Linked DNA regions of Homo sapiens: region 1 is linked to region 2. A link is a loop called in an ENCODE intact Hi-C map of the cell type or tissue named here. Cell type or tissue: gastrocnemius medialis. All regions are shown on one strand. Each heading gives the region's core, and the rest is flanking DNA. Links, peaks and the distances in the headings are about the cores only. Region 1 has its middle 130 kb from the start of IRS2. Region 2 has its middle 47 kb from the start of LINC00396.

Region 1 (5,381 bases), core at 102-5,101, 89 kb before region 2:
CCCTCCCAAAGCTGCACGCTCGGTCAAAGAGGAAAACCATCCGCGATAGAGGAAGACCAGTCTTTGGTCAAGGGTTTACGAGTAGCTGCGTTCCCCCGCTAGAACCTCCAAACAAGCTCTCAGTACCCGGAATCTGATCTTATTTGAAGAGAGGGTCTTTACAGAGGTAATCAAGTTTAAATGAAGTCGTGAGGGTGAGCCCTAATCCAATATGACTAATGTCCTTAGAAAAAGGGGAAATTTGAACACAGAGATATTCATAGAGGAAGAGAATTGAAGCCTCAGGGAGAATTGAAGCTTCAGGAAGAGACTTGAAATCTACCAGCACAGAAGAGAGGCCTGGAACTAATCCTTCCCTTATGGTGCTCAGTAGGAACGAACCCTGCCAACACCTTGATGTTGAACTTCTGGCCTCCAGGACTATGAGAAAATGGTTTCAGTTGTGTAAGCCACTTAGTTTGTGGTGCTTTGTTACAGCAGCCCTAGGAAGCTGATATATCAAGTGAGCAGGGTTCTAGAGAAACAGAGAAAGCAACAGTTAACTCTGTCTTGGGGAATGAAAGAATGCTTCACTGAGAAATTCTGGAAAGAAGACACTATTATGCCCCAAATGCTGCTCCTTCTTGTATGTTACACTCACACCTCTTAGGTACGATGTCTGGATTTGATAAGCCAGTTATGGCAATATTTACCAGAGAGGACAGAAGGCATAGAAGGTTTAGGGCTCTTCTGAGCCCCTGCACCACATTCTTACTTGATGGTTTGTCTGTCTTTTTGGAAAAGCCCGTCTCTGCGCACACAGCTGGTCCACGAGTTCTCGGCCTGGGGTTTATGGTCCTCCTTCTTATACCTCACGGGGCATCCTCCACTCACATTTTTCAGTGGGCATTCAGTGATCTGAAGCAGGGGTTTTCCCTGATCACTTGTTTAGTTTGGGTTCCCCTGGAATCAGATGCTGAGACAATAGTCTAGATGCAAGGGGCTATTGGACAGGTGCCCCAATTCTGCAGGAAAGTGGGGAAGTGGCACAGGAAGGGGACTGGAGGGGAAGGAGTCCAAAGAGGCATGTTCTTACGTCCTTCACCACCATGGGTAACTGAGCCTTTGCTCCCCATGGAAACTCTGGGAAACAATGCAAGTCCCAGGCTTCAGAGTGACTACACCTGAGGGACAATGGAACTGGTGTGTCACTGGGGTTTAGCATCATTGCTTCACGGTGGTAGTAGGGAAGTGATTACCTAGCCTAGGGTCAAAGCAGCTGTTTTGATCACAGAAGAAAACCTTCAGGCACAGAGATGCAGACATCATGGAAGGTCAGCTGGCGGCACTCACAAGGCAAAATGGTTACCAGTTCCTCACCCGCACTACTTGCCTTTAAATTTTTTTTTTTTTTTTTTTTTTGAGAAGGAGTCTCACTCTGTCGCCCAGGCTGGAGTGCAGTGGCACGATCTAGGCTCACTACAAGCTCCGCCTCCCGGGTTCACGCCATTCTCCTGCCTCAGCCTTCCGGTAGCTGGGACCACAGGTGCCCGCCTGCCACCAAGCCTGGCTGATTTTTTGTATTTTTAGTAGAGATGGGTTTTCACCGTGTTAGCCAGGATGGTCTCAATCTCCTGACCTCGTGATCTGCCCGCCTCAGCCTCCCAAAGTGCTGGGATTCCAGGCATGAGCCACCACACACAGCCTACTTGCCTTTAACTTTTATATTTCCTTACGTAAACCCATAAAAAATATGACTTTTCTGGCTAGATATTTTCTGACACTTGGCTAATAAGCATATTTATAAATAACATAAATATTAGCATATAAATGTAAATAATAGCTAGGATAAATCGTGATAACTGATAATGTGTTTATCAAAAGATCCAGAGGTCTTTCTTATCTGAATCCCATTCTTTTCCTGCTTAAGGAAACCCAGAAATATTGATTCCAGGTTCAGATGTTTGGCCCCTGCAATGTAGTAGTAAAATTTACCAGCTTCAGAAAGAGTAGCTGCAGTTTACAGTATAAATAACAGTCCCCAAAATCTGGTTTTGGGATTCACTGCAGCAGGGTCCCAAACCTCTGCAATGGGTGTATCCCAGTTCTCTTGATCAGGATGAGCAATGCTCTTACACTGGAAGGCTATCCACATACTACTCAACAATGCAGAGAAACTAAAAACCAGTGCAATAATTCTCTATTCAACAGTGGTTAAGTTCCTTCTATGTGCCAGGTAAAATGCACTACTGCTAGTGTTACCAAAATGAGTAAGACACAGTGCTTATTTTTAAAGAACTCATGCCCTAAAGAGAAAAACTACAAGGACTTTTCATTCATAAAATTTGAAGTCATTCCAAAATATGTTACAGAAGGAGAGGAGCTAACTCAATAATTTAACCAACTGGAATGCTATTAAAATATTTTATTTCCCCATTCTTTTGTCAACTTGTGTCTTATCTAGAGGGTATAAACAAGTGCAGAAAGGAGATTGCATTCGAGTGGATTTTAGTTACATAGCACATATGGGAGGGTGGAGAAAAATACTGGAAAATTCAGAAATTACATACATATATATTTCTTTTCAATGCTAGGACTGGCCTATTTGATAATTTTCATTTTGACTAGATTTTTAGCAAATTTGATTTCCCTTTAAGGGTTTGTAATCTTTGTTGGTTTTGTTTCTCTAATTTTTATTTCTTAGATCAATTTTAAGAGAAATACTTCTTATAAAAATACTGCACAAATAAATTAAAATCACACTGTGCAACTTATTTTATAATCTATGATCTATCCACTGATAGCTATTAGTAATCTTTGTGGCTTTCAACATTCTGTTTAGTAGAAATGTCAGGCCTCTTTGTGGCCTGTCTATAAAAAATATTTTTTTCACAATGGCAAAGGCCAGCGTAATAAAAGGCCACAGAGAAGAATTGTTTCCACTCCAAAAAGTAGTGCACAAGAAGAAGAAATTGGGCATGACCAACTGGCCAACTGCCTCCTCCTCTGAGTGCCTGACTTCTTCAAGGCCAGCTCTGCCCCTTGGGATGTGCCAGGTCCTGGCTCGGCTGTGCCCTGAAACTCTACCAGGCTTGCCAGGAAGTAAGCCTCCTACTGGAACATCCAGTAGAAGCTGAGCTACCCTCTATCTCACTGGGAGTTAGTTAGCTCACACATAATCCCCAGCGCCGTGTCTTTTCATCATGCCTACAGCTGACTCCAGTGTGGCAACTGGCCGCCACGCCTCCCTGTTCCCTGGTGGCGGCCCATCATCTGAGTCTGCATTTTCCTCAGAGCCACCCTCTTCACTCAGGCTCAGAGTGACACATCATGCTCTTGGGAGGGGCTCTGTCTCCCCCGCTGCCTGTGGACACCATGGGTGATTGCTGTGATGCTCACATCCTGGCTGCAGTTGTTCATAAACAGATTCTAAACCAACCCAATTATTCACAAGACACTGGTGCAGACGGCTTTATGACTTAGAAGTGTGATCTTTAAAATACCCCGGAAGGAATGGAATTTACATTCCTGATGTGGATTGGGAATATTAATGTGGTCGGGTCCAAATTCTCAGAGCAATGCCTGCAGTACCCCTGATAGAAGTGGGAAGAGGTTCTTACTTACTCCACGCCTACTGCACAGAGAAAGTCAAAGCACAAGTTTATCTGCAGTGTCAGAGGCCTTGGGCTTGGCTTATCACCTAGTTCATAGTGAAAACAAAACCTCAGTCAGGCAGTGTTTTTATTGCTAAATTAGGGAATTTCTAAGTTAGGGCATTGGTGTTGCTCTGATGGGATATTTGGGAGTTCTGTTAGTCATTTTCTTATACTGTTCCCTCAAATATCTTATGCTTGGACTTGTAATTCATGCTGTACTTGCATAAACGTAAGACGGAAGTGCTGTAGGTTATACCCCAATGTCAGAGAACCAAGTGTATTAAACTTCCTGTTTCAAAAATACATAAAACTAGAAAAAGGCAAACATGAATTTCAAAGGCTCCACCACGGTCTCTCTTAAAATGTGAGCTACTCATTTGTACTTAAAACGTAAGTCGATTTCATAAGAAATTATTTGCCTACACATTCAGTAATCTAGCTACAGCATGAAGAACCTGACACACAAGTCAAAAAGAGAAACGCAGTCCAGACATGGTGGTTCACAACTGTAATCCCAGCACTCTGGGAGGCCAAGGTGGGTGGATCACCTGAGGTAGGAGTTCAAAACCAGCCTGGTCAATATGGTGAAACCCTGTCTCTACTAAAAATACAAAAATTAGCCAGGCACGTGGTAATCTCAGCTACTCAGGAGGCTGAGGCAGTAAAATCGTTTGAACCCAGGAGACGGAGGTTGCATTTAGTTGAGATTGCACCACTGCACTCCAGCCTGGGTGACAGAGCAAGACTCCATCTCAAAATAAACTAAAAAAAAAAAAAAAAATTGAGAAACGCAAGTGTTCATGGCACTGCCTTGTTATTTGGCCAGATAGTGCCGAGGAAAGGAAAATGATCTATATTAAGAGAGAGATTTTGATGGAGACAGTTGCTGCCTCATATACACAAACATAGAGCTCACAAGGACAGTGAAAACAAAACCATAGCAAAAGAAAGAATTAAAGGCCAAATCACCAAGTCTAAACCCTTGAACCAACCAGCATCTCTCTCAGTGAGGTTTCCCAAAAGACTGTGACACAAACTGCCCTTTGGACGGGAGAAGGACCTTTGCCACGAAAGGGATGAGACCCAAGCTAATGCTGCCACTCCTGTGTGGCTGTGACATCCTGCCTCTCAGAACCACATTGCAGGAGCTGATCCTCTCTGAGTTTATTGTCATGACCTCCTTTCCAATACCAACATTGCATCAGCAGAAAGAAAATGGTCTCTCACTTATTTTCCATTGAGAGCAATAGCCCATGCTTCAAACTCAGTGAGTAGATGTGCCATGCAGCTCTTTAAGTATAGTTGCTTTGAGTAATTTTATCCCAGTCCATCACATTCCGATGAACTGAGATCACAGACACATTATTTTCACCCTTTGCCAGAATTTTTGTGTGACAGAATGTGATAACCAAGAATGAAATGAATTAAGTTTGCTTCTTGCTTTCAGGTTGATGTAGGGAAGGAGAAGACGGAAACTCTTCCCCTTTAATTTTCATGTAGGGATTGGTATACAATGTACTTAATGAATGTGTTCAGTTAATTAACTAATGAATGTGAAGTTGGGTTTATCAAAATCTTGAGAACGATGATAGCCTGAGTTCTTCCACTTTCTCTGGTGCTGGGCTCATCATGGTAGAAGACAAATGACACCTTGGGAGACACACATCCGAGGAACCGCCCTTGGAGGAATTCAGTAAAGATGCGTTTGCTCTTTCTATGGGTTTTAAGATACTGGATTTGTGCCAC
Region 2 (5,381 bases), core at 169-5,168:
TGAAAAGCCTCATAGTCATCATCCTAAAGGGATGCTTTCTTAATTCCCCTGGCAACTTACGACTTGACAAAGTGACTTTGACCGGAAATAATCTGCTTTGGGAACCTCCCAGGTGACGGACAGCCTTGGACAGCCAGTTAATTTCAAAGGCCCAATGTGATAGTTAAGGTTGTGTGTGAATGTGGCCAGGCCACAGTACCCAGATATCGGGTCCAACGCATCTGGATGTTGGTGTGAAGTTATTTTTTAGTTGATGTAAACATTTAAATCAGGAGACGCTGACAAAGTAGATGATCCTCAAAAATGTGGGTGGGCCTTCTCTAAATAGCTGAAGCCTTTCAGTAAAAGGCCGATCTCCCCAAGGAAGAGGGAATCCTGCCAGCAGATGGCCTTAAGGCTTAAACGGTCATATCCATAGGCTCTCCCCTGAGTATCCAGCTTGCTGGCCTATCCTGTGAATTTCAGACTTGCCAGCCCTCGCAGTAGTACAAACCAATTCCGTAAAATAAATCTCTCTCCTCTCTCTCTCTAAAGAGACTATTGGTTCTGCAGCTCTGAACAATCCTAATACACCCAACCATCCCTACCAAAAAAAACCTATGTCTTTTCACAACATCCTAGGCCAATAGAGTGTCTTTCACCAATGACAGCCATGTTTTTCAGCCTTGTGGGTGAACAAAATGCTGAAGGTACCTTCTGGGAGGGGATTGTGGTCAGCACAGCTCTTGCTCACATCTTTTGTGCTTCGTTTCTTCTGTGCACCAGTTTATTCCAGCCCTTCGTCCCTCACAGCATTCTCTTCGACTGAACATTTTGGTGCATTCACTGACTTCCTGTGAAGGTCACCTATTCACTTCACTCTCTAATGCAGGGCTGAACTAGCTGCAGTGGCACAGAGATTAGGAGAGGCCCGAGAAGCAAGTCCATCTCTAGGTGCTCAGAGAAACATGGCCCTGGGGGTGGCCCTGAAGACAGAAACTTCCAGCAGCTGCTACCACAGAAGTCTACATGGGGTTTCTTAAGAGGAAGGCCAATCCCAGACATTAGGAAGCATCATAATAATTGATGACATTGTTTGAATGTGGCCTATAGGTCAGGCAGTGTTCTAAGGGGTTTACTGACCACACCTCATTTGGTCTTGCCAGCAGCCTCCCAGGCACATATTTCCAAGGATCTCCACTTTACACCTGAGGGATGCAAGGCACTCATCTGTGAAGTGACTTCCCCAAATCACATGCTATGACATGGTGAAGCCAGGACTCCTGAGACCCACCTGTCAACCACCAGATCAAGACTTGGTGATATTTGGAGATCCAAGTGTGTGGCTAAAAACAGGGTCAGTTGTCAGAGAGTGGGGCCATGCAGAGTATCTGTGCAAAGGGGGTGATGGCACCCTAGTCATACTAGTGGGTAACGGTCATTTCCTGGAGCACTGGGAAAGAGCTCTGTCATGGGGAGCCAGCTATGGGAACTGGGAAACAAGAGGAGGCTGGACTTCATGCTCGATTTAAACCCCAGCCCCATCACCACAAGCGATGAGACTTGGAGCAACTTCCACAGCCTCTCTGAGCTTCATCTGAATAGCAAGGATAAGAGCCGTTTCACATGGCTACTGTGAGGATTAAGTGTGAAAATAGGATGGTCCCAGGGAAAGTGGGTGCTTGGAATCATGACAGGAGCAAAATATAATCCTGGTTATCACAGATGTTGCATGAAGTCACGGCCAGACACATGGTGAACCCCACTTTGCTGGGCCTCAGAGAATAAGACTGAGTTCTTAGGGCACCTAAGGTCCAGTTGACCTTAGAGTCAGGATGGAACTGGCACTAAGGTGAGGGAAGTGAGGGGACCAGGGTGCACAGTTCAAGGAGGCACCCATGCTCTGGGTGGGGCACATACAGGGGAGGCAGGGGAGAACGAGTGCCTCCTTAAATCCTGCTCCCTGCATATCTGGACTGGGAAGTGGGGCTGCACCCAATGTTGGGGTGATGCCTGCAGGGAGGAACAGTCTACAGAGAAAACCAGGGACACTGCACCCAAGGCTGGCCCAAGTGCTGGTGAGTGACTGTCTTGTGATTTTAACTGATCTTGCGGTCCAAACCATCTAGTCATGCCTCAGAGCAGATGTTTTGGCTTAACTGGGTAGTTATCTGCACCACCCTAATAAATCAGCCAATTGTTCAGATTTATGCCACAACATTAACAGGTTGGCTTCACCTAGCAGTTGATCTATTGATATAATAAGGCACTGTATTTTCAAGAGAACATGAGGATATCCTTTGAGATTTGGATTTCTGCATAATATGTGGGCCCACTGGGTCACTTGCCGGCGCGAATAAATCTTACACACTCTACACTCACACTCACATGGAAATGTCTTAAAATCCACAGATAAGTACAAAACAGATTGCCAGCTGGCATACACAGTAAATATTTGTAGATACACATCAATTAAATGTTACTAGGAACTCCTGTGCTTAAGCACAAGCACTCAGGACCACATTCCAAATTTTCCCCACTCAGTTTCCACAGCACCAAGCCTCTTTAAAACATGAGGAAGTTCTGGGTACAAGGAAACTTCTACCAAGCTTTCGTTTAGAAGGAGTTGAAATGTCTAAGGTAAATTGGATGCTATAATGGAACAAACAGCAGATCCTAAATGAGGGTAGCACTGCCAAGCCCAGCCATAATGTTGTCTATTGTAATCACCCTGGACGTGCTCCAGCACCTGTGATGACTCAAAAGGTCCGTGCCGGGAGCACCAAAAGGAGACTCCTCTCTGCCACAAAGAATGTGTATTAAGCATTACGTTCTGGTCTAGCCAAGAGGGTGACATGCGGTTCCTCACTTGAGCAGATCTATTTCTTCACATCTCTGATTGTGTCACGTACAAAGGCCACTCGAGCACAAGCTCACGTCCTGTCCAGAGCATTTCTACACCAGGGCCACCTTGCCCTTGGCCTCCTATCTCTGGTTTCTGCCTCCTTCCCTCCCATTGCTCAACTCCAACTTCCCAGGATAGGATCAGTGTCCCATTGGAACCGCAGCACCAGCTCTTCCCAGCCCACTGAAGACCCTGCCTGTGAAGTCTCACTTGTCTTCAGGGCCCACAGGATATGTAGACTGGATGAACCTCAAACCAAAATAATAACTCTCAGCTGTCTCTACTCCACATGAGACCTTAGAGCCTGCAACCCTCAGGTCATAGGCCTTCTTCTTCTTAGAATGTCTTCTTATTCAAGGGATGATTCTGTTTTTAAGCCACACCTAAATATTGTGACTCTTGAATTTTCTTTTCTTTTCTTTTCTTTTCTTTTTTTTTTTTGAGATGGAGTTTCGCTCTTTTTGCCCAGGATGGAGTGCAATGGCAAGACCTTGGCTCACTGCAACCTCTGCCTCCGGGGTTCAAGCAATTCTCCTGCCTCAGCCTCCTAAGTAGCTGGGATTACAGGCGTGGGCCACCATGCCCAGCTAAGTTTGAATTTTGTATTTTTAGAGGAGACGGGGTTTCTCTATGTTGGCTGGGCTGGTCTCAAACTGTCAACCTCAGGTGATACGCCCGCCTCGGCCTCCCAAAGTGCTGGGATTACAGGCATGAGCCACCGCACCTGGCCAACTCTTGAATTTTCAAAAGATAACATACATGGGCAAATAATTATATCAAGCCATAAAGGCTCCGGTTACATACAAACTGCATCTAGCGTAACAGGATCAAATTACGAAACAAACGGTTCACCCAAAATTGATTGCCACACTCATAAAGTGAGAACTATTTAAAAACTGGAGACTGATGAAATGCCCATTGAATACTTCCCGAAGGTTTCCACAAGGTACTAGGGGAAGAGAGTGCAATGGGAATCTCGCCCGACACTAGGTCAGTGGCTGTTACAACTTTCATAGCAACTGCACATTTTACTTGTGCTTTTCCTAAAATTTACTCTTGAATTTAATAGTGATGAAGAATGTAGAGTGTATCAGCAAATTGAGACACTAGCAAGTAAGTGTAGAAAATAAATGACCATGAAATTTTTGGAGGAAACATTTGTATGGGTGTTTGTTTACCTTGTTTTGACCAGCATAGTATAATATTGTCGAATTTATGGAGTACCTACAACGTTCCACGTGTTTTTTATTACTCTGCAAGGTAGGCATTGTGGCTACGCACAGATGAATTAACCAAGGTTCAGAGAAGTAAAGTCGTTTGCTTAAACTTGCAGTCAGTAAGGGTCTGAGCTTGATTTGAAGGTGATCCTGTGAAGTTTGCTTTAAAAATACCCAGATATAGGAATAAGTACATGACAGCCAATCTGCTCTTCCCAGGATTACATTCCATGGGATTCTCCACTTTATTCGTATTGCAATAAGTAGTCTTGCCTATAGTCCTCAAATAAAAAGAGTAGATAAATGACAGAAATCTAAATATTTAAATTATCCAAAATATTTGATTTTGTTATGACTTTTGACCTCTTACCAAAAATGGAACAGGCAAAGTTTAAACATGGCTTCAGCCACTTTTCTGTCACTGTCGTTTCATCTGATGATCAAATGGGAATGAGCAGGAGATTCACGGCTCATATTATGCACAGAGTGAGTTATTCAACTTCATAAGACATAAATCTGACAGAATCATTATCCCGGAGCTCAATGACAACAGAGTCCTAAGAAGGTCCACAGTATATTCTCCAGTTTCTTCTTTATGAGTTCACCATCATCTCCTCTTTTGACACTCAGTGAGTTCACACACAGTGTGGTTCTCAAGGCCTTCCCATTCTGTTCAACAGGCATTATGAGAGCTCAGCGGCAGAGGACCACGGCCTCTTCAAAAGAGTGAACCAAATAGGGCGAAGGTAGCTTTGTCCCTAGGCATTCTTTAATGACATGATATAAATTTCAAAGAAGAATTCTAATAATTCAAAACAGGTAACACCATTTTTTTCACATTAATTTAAATGATTCTATTTATAATGAATTCAGAAATCATTAAATTAAATGTAGTATCATTTAAAGGAAGTGAAAATTGGATTATTCTAACTAATCTTTAAAATGCCTTTACAGATGCCAAAAAAATTGTTTAATTTCCTTTTGGTTTTATTTCTTATGAACAAGTATGCTGAGTTACAATAGCTGCATTTTCCACTTCATAACTAACAAGGAATGCCACTTCACAGAATAAAAAGGGAATAATGAAGGCATAGTGAGAAGTCGCAGGACATCCTACTCAAAAGCTAATCCACCAGCTACTATTAAGGAAACAGTCAGTGTGTAATGGGTAACTCAGGACTCAAGAGTACTTTTTCCGTTCAGAAGTAGTGGGTGGAAAGTTCCAATGAAGAAATTACCAGGGTTACATTATGCTCTAACATTTTGTTCTTCTAAGCAGT

Evidence for each region. Hi-C counts contacts between places; a loop is a spot of excess contacts. Peaks named below come from ENCODE experiments on the same cell type or tissue, not always from the same donor. Only the 100,000 strongest peaks of a DNase experiment are listed, where the experiment ranks them.
Region 1: a loop joins it to region 2, with 14 times the contacts of the local background. A loop is called at or near these places in 1 of 110 quality-filtered maps.

Annotation. Positions count from the first base shown.
Region 1 is chr13:109,915,212-109,920,592 of GRCh38, forward strand. It overlaps the pseudogene RN7SKP10. Among named protein-coding and RNA genes, the nearest start is that of IRS2, 130 kb to the left of the region's middle. In gastrocnemius medialis, for the core only: no CTCF peak of the experiment used is centred there; a DNase peak (open chromatin) is centred at 3,200; H3K27ac peaks cover 1,761 bases.
Region 2 is chr13:110,003,682-110,009,062 of GRCh38, forward strand. It overlaps a transcript of LINC03082 not described here. Among named protein-coding and RNA genes, the nearest start is that of LINC00396, 47 kb to the right of the region's middle. In gastrocnemius medialis, for the core only: no CTCF peak of the experiment used is centred there; a DNase peak (open chromatin) is centred at 2,890; H3K27ac peaks cover 1,280 bases.